Regions from separate parts of the Mus musculus genome. Here region 2 is linked to region 1. A link is a loop called in an ENCODE intact Hi-C map of the cell type or tissue named here. Cell type or tissue: heart. All regions are shown on one strand. Links, peaks and the distances in the headings refer to the core of each region. The heading gives the core; the rest is flanking DNA. Region 1 holds the start of Golga3 (golgi autoantigen, golgin subfamily a, 3). Region 2 holds the start of Pgam5 (phosphoglycerate mutase family member 5).

The links. Peaks named below come from ENCODE experiments on the same cell type or tissue, not always from the same donor. Only the 100,000 strongest peaks of a DNase experiment are listed, where the experiment ranks them.
Region 2: a loop joins it to region 1, with 2.3 times the contacts of the local background. A loop is called at or near these places in 2 of 42 quality-filtered maps.

What each region holds. Positions count from the first base shown.
Region 1 is chr5:110,172,576-110,180,907 of GRCm38, forward strand. Golga3 (golgi autoantigen, golgin subfamily a, 3) reads left to right here and starts at 4,282. Exons shown (of 24, transcript NM_001347389.2): 1 at 4,282-4,347. It overlaps Gm15787 (predicted gene 15787), which reads right to left and starts at 3,929. Exons shown (of 3, transcript NR_040431.1): 1 at 3,742-3,929. In heart, for the core only: no CTCF peak of the experiment used is centred there; DNase peaks (open chromatin) are centred at 3,996 and 4,326; H3K4me3 peaks cover 2,160 bases; H3K27ac peaks cover 1,267 bases.
Region 2 is chr5:110,265,473-110,273,804 of GRCm38, forward strand. Pgam5 (phosphoglycerate mutase family member 5) reads right to left here and starts at 4,427. Exons shown (of 6, transcript NM_001163538.1): 1 at 4,180-4,427; 2 at 1,615-1,793; 3 at 439-564; 4 at 268-356; 5 at 40-173. The coding sequence starts at 4,367. In heart, for the core only: a CTCF peak has its summit at 4,508 (motif pointing left); a DNase peak (open chromatin) is centred at 4,399; H3K4me3 peaks cover 1,754 bases; H3K27ac peaks cover 925 bases.

The sequences.
Region 1 (8,332 bases), core at 98-8,097:
GCCTGGTCTACAGAGTGAGTTCCAGGACAGCCAGAGCTACACAGAGAAACCCTGTCTCAAAAAAAAAGAAAGAAAGAAAGAAAGAAAGAAAGAAAGAAAGAAAGAAAGAAAGAAAGAAAGAAAGAAAGAAAGAAAGAAAGAAAAAAGCATAATGTCCAAGAGTCACCTCAGAGGGGCTGAAGGGATTCCACAGAATTTCTGATGAACACATGGCAGAAAGAACATGTCCGGCTCTAGCATAAGGGAGCTTTGAGCCCTGGCGAACATTCCTGGGTAGAATTTGAGCAGGTTTGTGGGACCCAGGCAGTTCTTTATAGCTTCCTTTCTCTAGATTCCCCATTAGTGACTTGTTGGTATGTGAGATAAGAAAGGGCTTATTTTGGTTTCTAGTTGGAAAGTTTAGTCCATGGTTGTGGGAAAGGCATGTGAAGCTGCAAGTGACCCGTCACATTGACTCTGCAGTCAGAAAGCAGAGAGAAATGAACGCTGTGGCTCCCCCTTCTCTGTATTCTGTTCCTGTTGAGGATCCAGCCCAGGGGTGGTGCAGCCTACACTTTGGGTTGTTCTCCTCAGTTAAACAACCTCAGACACACCCAGACCTGTGTCTCCTAGGTGACCTCAAATCCAGTCAAGCCGATAATGAAGTTGAACCACTCTGCCCAAAAAAGCCAATAATCTGGAGTTGCCTTGCTGCCTGTTATCACCTGTAGGGTGTGCAGGGTTCCTCACAGAATTGACACAGCCTGTTTTCTCTGTAGCTCTTGATCCTTGTGGTCAGCTTGGCCTGCATCTCTGCCTTGCCAGTTGTTGTGTCATTCCTTTTGCTATCAGAAGGACCCCTTCCTGCCCCTGTACGATTCCAAGCACAAGCCAGAAAAGGGTCATGGGGGTGCTCAAGGAACCAGGCTGCCCCCAGTACAACTTCATTAGGCCAGACACCCAATGACAACTGAGAAAACTGGCTTAAAACAAAGGAGCCCCTACTTCCAATTACAAAACGCTGATTCAATCTTCAGTCTTACTCATCTTAGTTACTTGATACTGTAGGTGAGGGGTGATAGGGAATGGTCAGACCAGTATTGTAGCAGGCTTCCCTACCCTGGAACTGGTGTTTGTCTCAAAGACAGCTAACTCAGAGGTGTAGCTGGGAGTTCAAAGTGGGTTTCTGCTAGTTGAGGGGACCCTGCTGACAGCTTACCCTGCGTTGGTCTGGCAGCCTAAGAGAGAGTGGTAACCAGGATGGCCTCACATGGCTCTAGTGGGGCCCAGGTAACAGACCCATAAAGTTGCCACCAGAAGCTCAGAAGTAGGAAACTGAAACTTAGTAAAAAGAACACCAGCCGGGCGTGGTGGCGCATGCCTTTAGTCCCAGCCCTCCGGAGGCAGAGGCAGGCGAATTTCTGAGTTCGAGGCCAGCCTGGTCTACAAAGTGAGTTCCAGGACAGCCAGGGCTACACAGAGAAACCTTGTCTCGAAAAATCAAAAAACAAACAAAACAAAACAAAAAACCACAGAAGTCCAGTGTGGACCCAACTCCAAGTGGGGGTTGATGGAGGAACCCCTGAGGGTTCTCTGGCTTCGTCTTTTCTCTGGCTCCCCTCAAATTTTGTATGCACACCAGTTAATGTTTATACACTGTCAGGGCTGTATAAATGGGCTGGGTTTCTCCTCAAGAAATGAGAATTCCTCAAGCTAGGCCCATAAAGTAGGAGAGGCCAGTCTTACAGACTCAACAGATATACTTAGCCACATGAAGTAAGCTCAGGTGATCTATAGCAGGACTACCTCCTGCTCCTGAGCACTTTGGACCATTAAACAGACATTAGTGTAAATGTCACAGAACATATAGCCCCGTAGCTTATATTAAAGTCAAAGGGAATAAACACTGGGACTTAAAACACTTCCTAGTCTACTGTTACCACGGGCCTTTTCACCCGGCGCTCAAGTTCCCCAAAATCACAACTGAGACTGAGTTATATATGAATAAATGCCTAGACCAAAAGCTTGGACCTGTTCCCCAACTAACTCATAACTTAACCCATTTGTTCTATTCCAAGTCCTGTGACATGGCTTGTTTATCTCTCCTCAGGGTTCATGAGACAATCATCAAGAGTTCCAGGAAAATTTCTCCCAAGCCTTAGACTCTCTTCCAGATCCTCTCTCTTTACAGGAACTTCCACCTCCCTATTTCCTGCCTAAGCTCATAGGCTATCAATCTTTTATTGACAGGTGAAGCTTCCGTACACTGCACAAAAGATTGTCCTCTCTGAGAGTAACAGACTCCAGAAGCTCCCTGAAGTATGCAATATCCTTATGCCTGTGACTGGATAGTGTATGACTTGTCTTTCTGACATCTCAAAGTTTCTTGAAACTCCAAAGTAGATGCTGTCACACCACCCACACATACCATGAAAGCCCGCCTTCATGGTCTTCAGCATCTCAGAAAATTTTATGACCTTGTGACTCGGGTCAAAACCCAGGCATCATCCTTCTTCTCTCGAAGAGCAACTGCATTCTACGTGACAAGAATGAGCTCTGTTCCCACAGCCAGAGTTTGTGCCTGAGCCAGTACTTAACTCTGATCACTGTAGCCTTTGACATCTTTGAAAGATCTGCCTTTCCATTGTCACAGACCCTATGTGGCCATTCTCTAGGCTCACACCGATCTCCCCTCCTCGTGCTACTCGTATTTAACACTCTCCTAGATCTTCATCATGCTCAAACCTCTCGGGCAGGTTTGAAGCATCTTTCCACAGCTATGTTTTCTTTAGAAATTGACTCAGATTGATGAGATGTCTCTACATTTTTTTTAAAAAATTATTATTGTGTATGTATGTGATATGTGTAAATATATATGGTGAGTGTATTAAAGTGCACACGTTGAGATTAGAGGCCAACTTGTAGAGTTGGTTCACTTCTTCCACCACTATATAAGCTTCAAATTGCCAGTCTTATGCTGCAAGTGACCTTGCTTGCTGAGCCACTCACCAGGTTCAGAGAGGTCCTTTCTCAATAATCCATAAGATTGCAGAATGTCTACCCACCTGTCTCTTTATTCAGCTCTGACATCATCTACTCTCTTGTATGTCTGTTTTTTACTATTTCCCTCCAAGAAGTAAGTTTCCTGAAAGCAGACAGCATCTGGCAAAGTCCTTGGCACACAACAGTCCTCAGTAGATACAGCAGGTTCCCCCATCAACCCCTGGACATATAAAGCTGGGACCCTGTCAGTCCTTTTGTCTACCTCAAGACCCTTCAAATTTGTTCATTGACTGATGAGCAGAAACAAAAGGGAAATATCCAAACAATAGGATATTAGCAATAAGAACGAAGCACTAAAAGATGTACAACATGGATACAATTTGAAAAAGAACTCAAAGCTATACAGTATATGAACCCTATTGGTATGAAATGTACAGGCAAGGACACTCAGAAACAGAAATAATGATAAAATCGTAAACAGGAGCAAACTTTACAGCATGTAAATTATATCTTTGTAAAGCTTTGGTCATTTTTATTTGGGGTTGGAAATGTAGCTTGGAGGTGGGGAGGTTACTAGACATGTTCAAGGCCCAGGATACAATCTCGAGCACTGAAAACAAAATGTATACTTAGCATTTTCCCCATGTAGCAGTGGCAATAGTTTAATATTGTGTTGTGAGAACTTCCTCTCCTTTCCTATCTTCACATACTAGAGACTGAACCCAAGAGTTCTGAACTACACCGCAGACGTCTTTTTACCTTTTAAGACAAGTCCCACTTTATAGTCCAGTCAGTCCTCGAGCTTGTGATACTTGTCAGACTTCCTCGTGGCTGGCAATGCAGTCGCGTGGCGCAGTGTCCGGCCATGTATAACACTGGCAATAATACAAACAAGACTGACAAACACTTAGGAACAAGTTGTCAGAACTGTGGTGGAGGCGGTGTCTGGCGGGGAAGCCACGCCCCGGGGGCGTGGCCACGTGGATCGTCATACCCACCAGTCAGAAGGCCGCGAGGGGCGGGAGCGTGGCGAGTCCAACGTCACTACCACCGGAAGCGTTTTTCTTTTTTTGGGGGGGGGGGGAGGGTTGTCCTGATTTCGTCTCTTAGGCTGGAAGTTGTTCCTCTGAAGGGAAGGCACACAAAATTTTAAGTCCACTTTCTGAAGGATATCTCAATCTGTCCGGAGATCCATACCAACCCCAATTTGAAAGTGGCTACTGGCCGCTGAGGGCAGCCTCTCTTCCGGAACGAAGACCTCGCGGACCGTTTGTTTCCGGGGGGTTGCCCGAGACTGGTACCCTGTTGCGCCCCGCCCCTTGCACAGCCACGTCCTACCGGAGCCGCAGGGTTGGGCCGGAACCGGTGAGGGTTTTGGGGGCTATTACTGAGGAGGGTCGGGACCTTGTGGCAGAGGACCGTGGAGGAACTGTTGGGGCAACCCTGGCCGCGCCCAGAGAGGCGTACAGGGGCAAGGCGGATGCAGAGTCCGGTGAGGGTCGCGCAGACTTTGGGTCAGCCGCGGTCAGCTCAAGTCAGTTTTTGCTTTTACTCCGTGGGGTTGGAAACCTGCCTCGCAGCTGGGTTGTCAGTAAATGCAGAGACTGCTTCTGCACCCACGGAATGCGGTCTGCCCTGAGAGCGTTGCTACTGCTGCTTGGTTGGGTCAGCGTGTTTGAAGTCTGCTCCTTTTGCAGTTGATGACGAACGTGACATGGTGGCAAGTCGTACAGTGCGTGGGGGACTTAGGTTGTTTTGATTCTGGTGCTCAGAGGTGTTTGCTGAACATGGTCAGTGGAGTCAGTGACCAGAGAGAGCTAGGCGAACAGCTTACCACCTTCCCACGGGCGCTTACTGAATGTTTATAGAAAAAGAGGCCCTGTTTGTAAAAGGTCCCAGGATACAGTAGTGTTTTGGTCTCTGTTTTCATCACTTTCTGGTGGAGGTATACTGACAACTCAAAACAGTTGAGAGGATTAGGTTTGTGCAACCTTCGGAAGAGTTTACCTTTGAGTCAAGACAGGCCTCCATGACAAGAATCGTTTGTGCAAAATTATTGAGAGGAATGTCTCAAGAAAAGTGAACAAGAAGTGTAGAGACCCTATGGAGAGTCAGTTGTACTTCTGGATGCATGATATAGCCAGATAATGAAAAAAGACACAGCATGTGAGGGGTACAGACATAAGTAGGAACCCAATTAAAGTGGTCTCCGGTCGAGGCTAAGAAGTTTGTATTTTATTGTCAGTAGGACACTGTAAACCATTTACAAATGCCGCCTGACTTTTATAGTCCGTTAATGACTCAGATACAGTGTACCTTGAATGGAAAGAAAAGGAAAAGCCTGGATAGGGTGGCACATGTCTGTTATACCAGCTCTTGGGAAGTCAAGACAGGAAGACCTCAGCCAGCTTGAGGCCCATGCTACATAGCAATATTCTGTCTAAAAAATCCAAAAGCAGATCGGAAAGACTTCTGAGTGGTTGAATGTTATAGAGTCTGATGACCTGAGTTCCCTGGGAGCCCTGTGGTGGAAGGAAAGCATCCACTCTTCAGTTGTCCTCTGCCCTCCACACAACTGTGCGTATGAACACAGACACAAATCTGGAAAATCTTGTTTCTTCCCTATTTCTTATAAAAGAAAGGAAACAGAAGAAATGAAAGTTGCTCAGATTTAAAAATAGCTGGGTTTTGGCCAATTGCTTTAAGTAGTGTTTTTTTTTTTTCTCTCTCAAGTGAGAATATAACTGCAATTTGGCTCTTTCAACAGCTGTTGAAAGGAGAATTAATTACACTTGTTTAGCAGAGACCCTATATCTTATTGTAGTCAATCCTAGCAAAATTTTTGTATTTATTTTCTCTGTGTTTTGTTTTGTTTTGTTTTTCGAGACAGGGTTTCTCTGTATAGCCCTGGCTGTCCTGGAACTCACTCTGTAGACCAGGCTGGCCTCGAACTCAGAAATCCACCTGCCTCTGCCTCCCGAGTGCTGGGATTAAAGGCGTGATCCACCATGCCCGGCTTTATTTTCTCTGTGTTTTTATTGATGAGGAAATAAGCTAAGAGTGGCTCAGAAATCTACCTAACAAGGTCTTACAGCCAAATGGAAAAACAGGATTTGAGGCAAACGTGTTTAACTCAAAGCATGTGAATTATGTCCTTGCTGTACCTGAGGCTGGCCTTTGGTTTTCACTTACATAGAATGCTGTTTGCTGTTGTTCAATAGTGCAGCACCAACCAGACATCTTCAGGAAGCCAGCCCTGTTTTATCTTTGCCTGTGCGTCCTGTCTAGTTGATGATAACCTCAGTAATGGGGTAGCTGTTGTTTGTGGATCCTGTTTGTGAACTGCTGGGAAAGCTGGAAGCCTGTTGCACCTTAGATGGTCTCTTAATGCAAAATCTGGGTGAACTGCTAAAGTTAGGTATATCTTGGGAATTCCTCAGTGATAGCTTTGCTTTGCCATCCAGAAATGGGAGGAAAAATGGTTAAAAATAAAACTATAAACTGCGTGAAGTGGTACATGACTATAAGGCTAGCATTCAGAGGTGGAAGCAGGAGAGTCACCATGAGTTGGAGACTATCCTGGGCCATATATTGAGCCTTAAATCCCAACCCAAAACAAACAGATTGAGCTGGCAGAGATGGCTCAGTCACAAAAGTGCTTGTGAGACTTGATTTTGATCATTCGCCAAAGCTCATGTAAGAAAGTGAGGCATGATAGTGTACACTTGTAACTTCAACACTGGGGAGGTGAAAACACTCAGATCTCTGGGGCTTACTGGCCAGCCAGCGTATTCCTAGTGATGAATTCCAGGTCAGAAAGCTACTGTCTTGAAAAACAACATGAATGGCACCTAAAGATGTGCAAATGCATACACACAAACAGAGCCAAATTGACCAAACAAAAGAAAAAGATAACAATAATGAAAATGATCTGTTTTAAAAAAAAAATCACAAATGTGGTGTGTATTACCAAAAACAGGGTGTGTGTGTGTCCACACCCCCATGCTAGCTGTCTCATCTTCCTTGGTGTCTAGAAATTTGCCTTTGTCAGCAGACTGAGGTAATGAGACCCTGTATGGTTGAATCATGCCTACCCAAATTCAAAGAAGACTGAGGTTAGACAGTAAATGCCAGTTTACTGCAGTTCAGGAAGGACTGCTGTCAGAAGCCTAACTCCTGGCACAGTCCAGAAATTTCATCTGTAGATTGACTTCAGGAGGAGCTAGCTGATTGTGATCAGGAGCCATCTGGGTGAATTAAGCAGAGGCAGTTGTAGCTGGGGAGTCCTCTGTTCTGGAGGGCTGTACCATTCCATCCATCTCTGAAAGGAGGAAGGACTGCTTAGGAATCAGATGTCTTGCTCAGCACAAACTCAGAGTAAGGGGAATTAAGAGGCGAATATGCCGTGGTCTCTAGCTTCTAACAACCTGATGCATTTGTCAGCAAATTTAAATCAGTGGAACTTGAGTATTCTTGGCTAATGTTTGTCTCATAACAGTCTAAGTTATGTGCATTGGCACTGCCTCTAAGGCACATTATCTCTGGGACTCTTTGCCTGCACACCTTTTGTGTTTATCCTATACTAGACCTGTAAGTCATTGGCTAAGTTGATAGGCTAAGCTGAATTTATTCTTGGTGAGTTCCTTCATTCATAGGTAATCATCAGTCACAGAGGACAGATGGAGTCAGAGGCCATGTGTCTGCAGTGACAGGTGTCAGCGTGCTAGCCCTCCTAAAGAGTCAGCATCACCCCTTGCTAGTGAGCACCATCCTCTCAGGCTCCTCAGGCTTCTCACCTCTAATTTCTCGTTGTGAGGGTTTTGGTTCTTTTTTTTTTTTTTTTTTGAGTCAGGGTCTTTGTAGCCTAGGCTTGCTTGTAACTCACTGTGTAGGTGAGATTGGCTTCAGACTCTGAGATCCACCTGACTCTGTTTCCTGAGTGCTAGAATTAAAAGCATGTTCCACTGCACCCAGCTTCAGCATGACTTATAAGCTCAGGATGTGGGTTATTTTGCCATGAAACATGTTAAGCATAGAACAGAAAGAATAATATGGAGCTTATTCTGAAAAATAGCATAGATAACACTATTCCTACAGTGTGCTTGGAAGGTTATATTTAAGTCTGACCATTTGATAAGGAGATAAGTTAGCAATACCATCAGTACACTTCAGTGTTAATAACTGTCAGACTCATGAAATTTCTTAAACTTAATCCACCATAGTGACTACTGGTCTTGCTAATAGGGAAAGGTGGATGGTTACCTGCTGTGAGATGCTTTCTCTGCCCACTTTCTTTTTTTTTGGTTTTTCGAGACAGGGTTTCTCTGTATAGCCCTGGCTGTCCCGGAGC
Region 2 (8,332 bases), core at 116-8,115, 93 kb after region 1:
CCGAATCACACCGAGGAATGCGTGGTTGCTGGCACTTACCTACAAACAATATAGCGGATGACATTGGCATGGCATATGAAGATCTCATAGCTGTCCTCCTCCTGCCTGGCATCAGCTCGGTGGATGTAGTTCCTGAAGGCAGCTTCAATCCGGGCTCCATCTTCATAATACTGCTAGGAGCAGAGTAAGGAGTTGTCAGTGTGGAAGCAGACAAGGGTAAGGGCAGGCCTTGCCCTAATCCAGTGGCACAAGGGATGGCATTTTTACCACAGCCTCTGGCTTCCAGTGAGAGACAGGTGGATCCGGTTCAATGGGGGCACCTTCCCGTAGCAAGTCTGTGCTGACTCTGGAGACACCTGGAAAAAAGCAGGCCCCTGTTCAGCAAGGTGTCCCAAGAGTGAATCTACACACCCCAAACAGCAGACAACCAGCACTCACCTGGCAGGTGCTTGCTGATGATGTCTGTGGTCTCTACTGCACGGGTCATAGAGGAATGGACAATTTTATTAAACTTTAATCCCAGGCTTGCAAGTCGGAGCCCCGTGAGTTCAGCCTGTTCCCGACCTGGAAGCAAAAACACCTGTGAATGTCATAAACCAGGACCCTCCACTTACTGCATAAACAGTGAAGTGCTATCAAGCGTCACTCAAGATGTTATCCTCATAGACCTAACCAGGGTCAGGGCCCTGGGGAGCAAAGAAACAATCGGTTGTCCTCAACCCCAAGAGAAAATACACCAGATTCAGTTAGCAACGTGAGTAAACTCGACAGCAGTGGAATGTAGGCCTGCCCTATCCTATTTTTATTCAACTATGTTGAAAATCAAGTTCCACTCGGGAATATAATATAGCCCACTGATAGAACTGCCTAACATGCAAAACCCTGGGTTCCATTCCCAATACTGATAAAGAAAGAACAAAATCAAGTCTCAGCATCATGGTAGCCCACTGCCTCATGACAATAGATACAACATAACAACAAAGTGAAGAAAAAAATGAAAACTGAACTGGGCTTGGTGGTGCAGACAGACTTGTACTCCCAACACTCAGGAGGCTGAGGCAGGAGGGTTGCCATGAGTTCAAGGCCTGCCTCAAACTACAAACTGATTCTCAGGGGTCACAAGGAGACAGTGATAGTAAATGCTTTTTCCTTAAATGTGCTTTAGCATATAGCTGAAAACATTCTAAGAAATCATTTTCCTTTTGTTTTGAAAATGAGTTTTTTGCTGGATACAGTAACCTACACCACAGTGGAGACCTGATACCCTGCTTATGCCCAGGGGTCAGAAGCCACAGAACTCCTCAGGTTGGAGAAACAATCTGCTAGAGGAGAATCCTGGAGACATTGTGACCATCCAACTCTTTTTGAGTATTATACAAGTGGGAAATATGCCATCTATCAATAAACTGTTTAAAATGGAACGGCACACCACAATGCTCACCTTCCCACCTACTTGGGAAGCAAGGCAGGGGAATCAGGAACTCAGACTACATAGTGAGAGTCTGGCTGTATCACCACCATGCTGAAAGGTAGGAGGGGGAGGGGGAGCAGAGAGAAGGCCTAGATCCCTGGTTCAGCCTGTAACTAACTTCAAGACCAACCAATGAGTCATACCTAATGGTGTCAGGGTGCGGTCCTTCTCCAGGGAGCCATCCACATGGTACTGGGAATGCCGGATGAGGAAGATGTGCCTTGTGGCCTTGGCCTTATAGTGATCCAGCCTGGATGTCAACTCGTCTTCTCCAGATTCCACATTCCTTTTCTTCAGGTTAATGAGTGACAGTGGCTCTCGCCTAATTGTAAAAGTATGTCTTATCTTATGACCTCTTGTCCAAGACACCTTTCAGTGCTTGGGAAAAGGCCTGGGGGAGAAGCCCAGGCCAGAGAGCCTAGCCTCACAGACTCTTCCCGAAAAGGCTAGGCTCGCTCTGGTTGATACATATATTATTCCTGCATATAACATGAAGCCTCAGGTTCATGTTCCTGGTGAAGACAGGCTGGGTGAAGAGATGGCTCACAGGTTAAAGTGCTTGTTATACAAGCAGGAAGACTAGAGTCCAGAAGCCACATAAATACTGGGTAGGTATAATGGCCCACTTATAATTGCAGCCTCAGAACGTGGAGACGGGACCCCTAGAAGAAGCTGTCTAGTCAGACTACTTGTGTTGCAAGTTCTCGGTTTGACTGAGAGGCCATGCCTTAAACAATAATCCAGAAGTATGATTGAGAAACAATTTCCATAACTACCCCGGGCTTTCCCACAGACCTACACACATGTGATCTCACACACGTGCACATGAGACGGGAAAAAAAAAAAAGGAGAAACCCAATGATGCCTCAAATAAGCAAGCAGTGTCAAGAGATGTGAGAGTGGATAGTTGCACTGCAGCGGAGCCTAGAACTGTACTGTCTGTGTGACTCCAATAGTCTTGGGGCTGTTTCATTCATTTACTACTTCTGCTGGTGATAAGACAGGCCCTCTCAGTGTAGCTCAGGCTGACGTCACAACAATTCTACTTCAGCCTTCCAAGTATGAGGAGTACAAGCGAGCATATACTAACATCCCTAACGTAAGTTAAAAATACTAGGCACAGGACCTTGGCTGTGCTTTCTCACAGTACAAGTCTGGACTCCTCACACTCTGGAAAAGCTGAGGCGGAAGGATCACAAAAGGCCAGGTTGAATAAGTAAGTCTAACTATACTTAGGTCTTTCGTAGCTCAAGATTCCACACTCAATATTCAATCAACCGGGCATCAAAAAATACTCAAAAGTTTGCATCTGAACTAAACAGACCTTTTTGTATGTGATTTTTTTTTAAAACCTCAAGCTATATATTTTAACAACTACTTAGGTAGCAATTTTATTGTACTGAGTGTGATAAATAATCTAGGAATGATTTAAAGTATACAGGAGGATAAGCTAGATGCCTAGGTTATCTGTAAATACTTCATTATCATGAACATCCACAGAGTTTGATATGTTCAGGGATCATGGACCCAATCCCCCACCATACAGAGGGATTACTATAATTAATTTTAAATCAAATAAAAATAGAGCTCTTTTCTAAGTCACACTAAACACACTTTAAGTGTTGAGCAGTCACTGGGGTAGTGGCCATCACAATGTTGAGGACTGTAGTTAGTGGAGTGGACGTAGGAGCCGAAGAAACTGAAGCTACTCAGTTAAATGTAGGAGGCAGGAATAGGACAAGTCAGAGCTGCCCAAATTAACACAATGGTGGAAGAGGAAGGTCTGGAAAGGGTGGTGGTGGCGGCTCAAGCATGATCTGAGCAGGCTAACCTGGGGTGTTAGTCCCATATACAGACCAGGCCAAAGTCTTGCTGCAGCTACAGGGCCGTGTGTGGGGCTGGACCAGACAAAATTTGGAGACGACTGTCAGAGAGGAAGGCATACCAGAAAGAAACCAAGTGGATATGCCCCTTTTAGTCCCTTCCGGCACTTGTTGATCCATCTGTCATGCATCCTTCCCCACCTAACAAGGCCACTGTACCAATCCATCCACGTAAGCAGACACAGCAAGCAAATATGAAACATTTAAAATCAGGTCATTTCTTTTTTCTTTCTTTCTTTTTTTTTTTTTTTTTTTTTTGAGACAAGGTGTTTCTATATAGCCCAGAATTCAGAGTTCTGCCTGCCTCTGACTCCCAGTGCTGGGATTAAAGCTGCATGCCACTCGCTATACATGCCACTGTACCCGGCTTCCATGGGTAACCCAACCCTTGGCTCTACTTCACGCACGGGTTCTCTGGCCTCTGAAGGGATAGCATGCTTGCAGTCCCAATCTTCCCCAAGCTGCAGGAGGAGAATTTGTGAGGCAAACCTGGCTGTCTATCAAGACCCTGACTCTGAGTAAGACTTAATCCTTTGGAATTTCAGGCCCACAGAGGATGGTGGTCCTGGGACAAAGACCTGGTGCACTGTCTCTGAACAAGGACTCTTCGAGTATGGGGTCCGGGCGGTTAGAGGTCCCTCAGAGAGACGGGTGGCCCAGGCGCGAAGACCTTCGGGAGGTGCGCCATCCAGGCACTGCCACCGATTCACACAAACTCAAGACCCACTAGCACGCAGCGTCCCCTTCCCTTCAGAGCACCGATCTCCGCCATCCCGGGATGGAGGTGAGGAAGCAGGGCCGAGCCCAAACCTCCCGTCCCCGCACCTGTCCCAGTTGGTGTCCCAGACGCCGCGCCCGGCTCGCGCTCCTGTCCAGGCCGGCGGCTCGGTCGCGCGCGTGTCTGCATCCCCGCCACCTCGCGGCTTCCCTACCGCGACCGCCGAGAAGAGAACAGCGGCCGAGCCACCGGCCAGACCACAGGCCGCCAGCTGAAGCGCCTGCCGGAAAGCCATGCCGCAAATCGCGCGACCTGACGGCGGGACGCCAGGAGCAGACTTCCGCTTCCGGCTGGTGGAAGTCCCGCCCCTTCCCCCCCCCCCGACGAATCAGGAAACGCGGCCCAGGGCGCCACCTGCCGGTGGTCGCAGGGTAGCAGGCGCAGATGCCTGCCCTTTAGTGGGTGGAAATCAGGCACTGGGGTTTATTTATTTATTTTATTTTATTTTTTTGGTTTTTCGAGACAGGGTTTCTCAGTGTAGCCCTGGCTGTCCTGGAACTCACTCTGTAGACCAGGCTGGCCTCGAACTCAGAAATCTGCCTGCAGGCACTGGGTTTATATGAATTGAAAAACCTCAAGTTTGGCACTTCAATTTGAAGTTTTTATGTTTTCATTTGTAATCTTTAAGTGTATGCATACTCTCAACTTTCACCTCCTGAATTCTTTCCATTTTTTTCCCTAAGAACCTTCTTCATTCAACTATCAACCCTCCATTCCCCACCCCTAGTCCCTGGCACCTACCATCGCGCCTCCAAGTTTTACCGCTCTAGTTGCTTTTGACCAATTGACCGGGTCCTTCTGTGTAGGAAAGGTGTCCACCTGCTCTTCCAGGGCCATTGTACCCAAGGCCTAGGGACTAGACTGGCAGGCCCACGGACTTACAGCTCCAGGCTTGGGCTTTAACTACCAAGCGGCCCAGCACTTGGCAGCTGTTATAATTTTCATCTTTGAGCAACAATGAACAGCAGCAGGCATTTGGTAATATTACTGCTCCTGAATGAACCTCTAACCTCAGACATTCTCAGAACCCTTGGCCTTCCACAATGGCTAAGGCGGTCCTTTGGCTAGACAGCTCCCTAAAAGTCTTAGCAACAGGATCTGTTTTTTCCACAGCCTTCTTTCACCTCAGCTCTCTATTCTCTCTAGCCTCAGCCTTTTGGTGTTCCTAGCTCAGCCTACCCTACTATTGATAAAAATAAATTAAATTTTTTTTACAAAAACCCTCTAAGGCCTGACATACCAAAAAAAAAAAGGATACAGAGGCTGTATTTCACACTGACTGAAACGTGAGTTTCAGTCGGCTTATATATAAAGAGAAAAGGGTGTTATGGCAAGGGTCTTAGCCCCAATCCTGGCAGTCCTTCATGCACGTTTGAATCAATCGCAGGTTTTCTGCAGAGCCACCAAGGGAGAGCCTCCCCCTGGCCTGGATGAGACGATTGCAAGGTCATCAGAGTTCACTACCATGCTGTCTTGCTCAGTGTCGGTGGAGGCTGTCTGGACAGATCATGACTGGAGCAAGTCTTCCACGGAGGTTCTGGTGGCCCATATGACTGCAGAGGTGTCTGCCCAGTGAGCCCCAATATCTAAACTGGCTGCCAGGAGGGCAGTGTGGCTAGTTGTCCTTAAGAGGCTGCTTTCCTGACAGGACCTCAGCCAGGCACCAGAGCAGGACCTGTTAGATGCTTTAATCTTTCACAGGAAGCATCAATAGGGTGTGTGTAACAAAAATCTGTAACAAAATTACAGTATAGTTCTTTTTTTTTTATTTTATTTTGTTTTGTTTTTTTGAGACAGGGTTTCTCTGTGTAGCCCTGGCTGTCCTGGAACTCACTTTGTAGACCAGGCTGGCCTTGAACTCAGAAATCCGCCTGCCTCTGCCTCCCGAGTGCTGGGATCAATGGTGTGCGACACCACGCCCAGCTACAGAATAGTTCTTCTTTAACAGTGCTTCCTTACTGCCTCTTTGTCCCACAGGGATGTAGGTCTCCCTGATTTGTATTCTAGGTACCTTAAATTATTTGGACTCCCACAGTCTGTCCTCTTGGAACTAGGTGTCCTTTTCTGTGTCTTTCTTTCTTTTTCTTTTTCCTTCCTCTGAGATGGGGGTCCCATCATACTGTGTAGACTTGGATGCCTTGGGGCATGCTGTATAGACCAGACTGGCCTCAAACTCATAGAGATCCACCTGCCTCTGTCCCCTGAGTGATGGGGGAAAGGCCCTTGCCACCAAGCCTGGCTTACGTGGCTATTTTGAGCATTAAATTTGTAAACAAATAAATGTGTTGCTTCATCTCAGGAAACTGCTTCTGTTTCTGCACTCCTCTTTATCACTGCAAAGTAAGGGAAAAGGCGTAATGGACAGAATAAGCGGGAGGTACATGCAGAATTGTGACACCGTGTGACAGTGCAGTTGTAAGGACCACTTTATGGGTTTATATATAGATATTGGTAGACTGGGTACACAGGTCATTCGGTAGGGAGCTTGTTTAGCTTATGCAAAGCCCTGAATCCCATCCTCAGTATTGCCTAAATCAGGTATAGTGGAGCACATCTGTAATCCCAACAAATGAGAAGTGAAAATAGGAGATTCACAAGTTCAAGGGCATCCTTGGAGTTCAAGACTAGCCTGGAATACATAAGACCCTGTCTCAAAAAAGAGAGGGTGACTTGGGGGAGAATAGAGAGGTGGTTAAGAGCACTGGCTGCTCTTCCAGAGGTCTCAAGTTTATTTCCAGCACCAGTCTGTGACTCCAGTTCCAGGTGATCCAAAACCCTCTTCTGGCCTCTAAGGGCAGTGGACACACATGGTATACAGACATAATCTCAAGCAGACATAAAACAAAAATAAGTGAAATCTTTTAAAAATAAAGGAACTGTTGGCCATAGTATCTAGAGCTAAATATGAGGGAAAGATTATCGGCTTACCTACCAGAACAGCTCCCCGTTCATATAACCACTTGTAAACACAATGATAATGTCTGAGTGGAGGAGACTAGAAAAGTACATTCTGACTTTCTCTATACGTAGTTGTGTCAACCAATATGTAGGAAATGAGCTAAATGATGTGGGCTGGGATATGCCAGAAATATGAATTCACACCACTTTAAAGCAAAGAAGACAGACATGGTAAAGACATGCTTGTAAGTCCAGGACTTTAGAGGAAGACGAAGACGCAGGATATGGCTGACCATGATGACATACTCCTTTAATGCACATACTCTTGGGTCAAAGGCAGGGGGATCTCTGTGAATTCAAGGCCACCCTAATCTACACAGCAAATTCTAGGCCGGGCAGGATTGCCTAGTGAAAACTTTACTCAAAAAAATTAAAATTCCAATGTAAGACTTTATAAAAATTCCAGGTTACTGTTAACTACACAATGAGTTCAAGGCCAGCCAGGTAGTCCTGGTTACCTGATACCATGGCTCAACCAACCAACCAACCAACCAACAAACACCTGTATATACTTTAGTGACCTCACCATACTGGCCTATCACTGACATTTTGAGGCCACATGCTATGGTGGTAAAGTGTACTAGTGTTTTCAAACCCAACAACGTGAAAAGAAAAAAAAAATAGACATCAGAGACTACACCTGGACACCTGAATTTGGTTCCGCATTCGTGAAATGCAAAGAACAGCATTGTTATAGCATCAAGTGCTGCTGACTCACAAAGGACTTGGAAAATTGCTAGCAAAGAAATCCCTCAGCAAATGTTATCATGGCTGATCTCTAGAACTGGGGGTGGGGGGTCAGGGGGTGTCTAACGATGGGAGTTTTACTGCATTTCCCAGGCTGGCCCTGAGCACCTAAGCTCCAGCTATCCTCCTACCTCCATGTCCCAAGCAGTTAGGACTGCAGCTGCTGGTCTCCAGACCTGTGTATGGGATCCAGATCTCTATCACAAGCAGGCAAGGTGGACAGACTAGAATGTGTCAAGCTAGGGCTATGTTGTAAATTGTGTAACTGGTATCAATCATGGGCTCGGTTATTTTCGTCAGTGTCCTAAGCTGAGGGCCAGTATAGGAACAATGTCTACACACCCATATCCACACCAGCATCTGAATGACCAACTCTTAAAAATGATGTAGAGAGCCGGGTGGTGGTGGCGCACACCTTTAACCCCAGCACTTGGGAGGCAGAGGCAGGCGGATTTCTGAGTTCGAGGCCAGCCTGGTCTACAGAGTGAGTTCCAG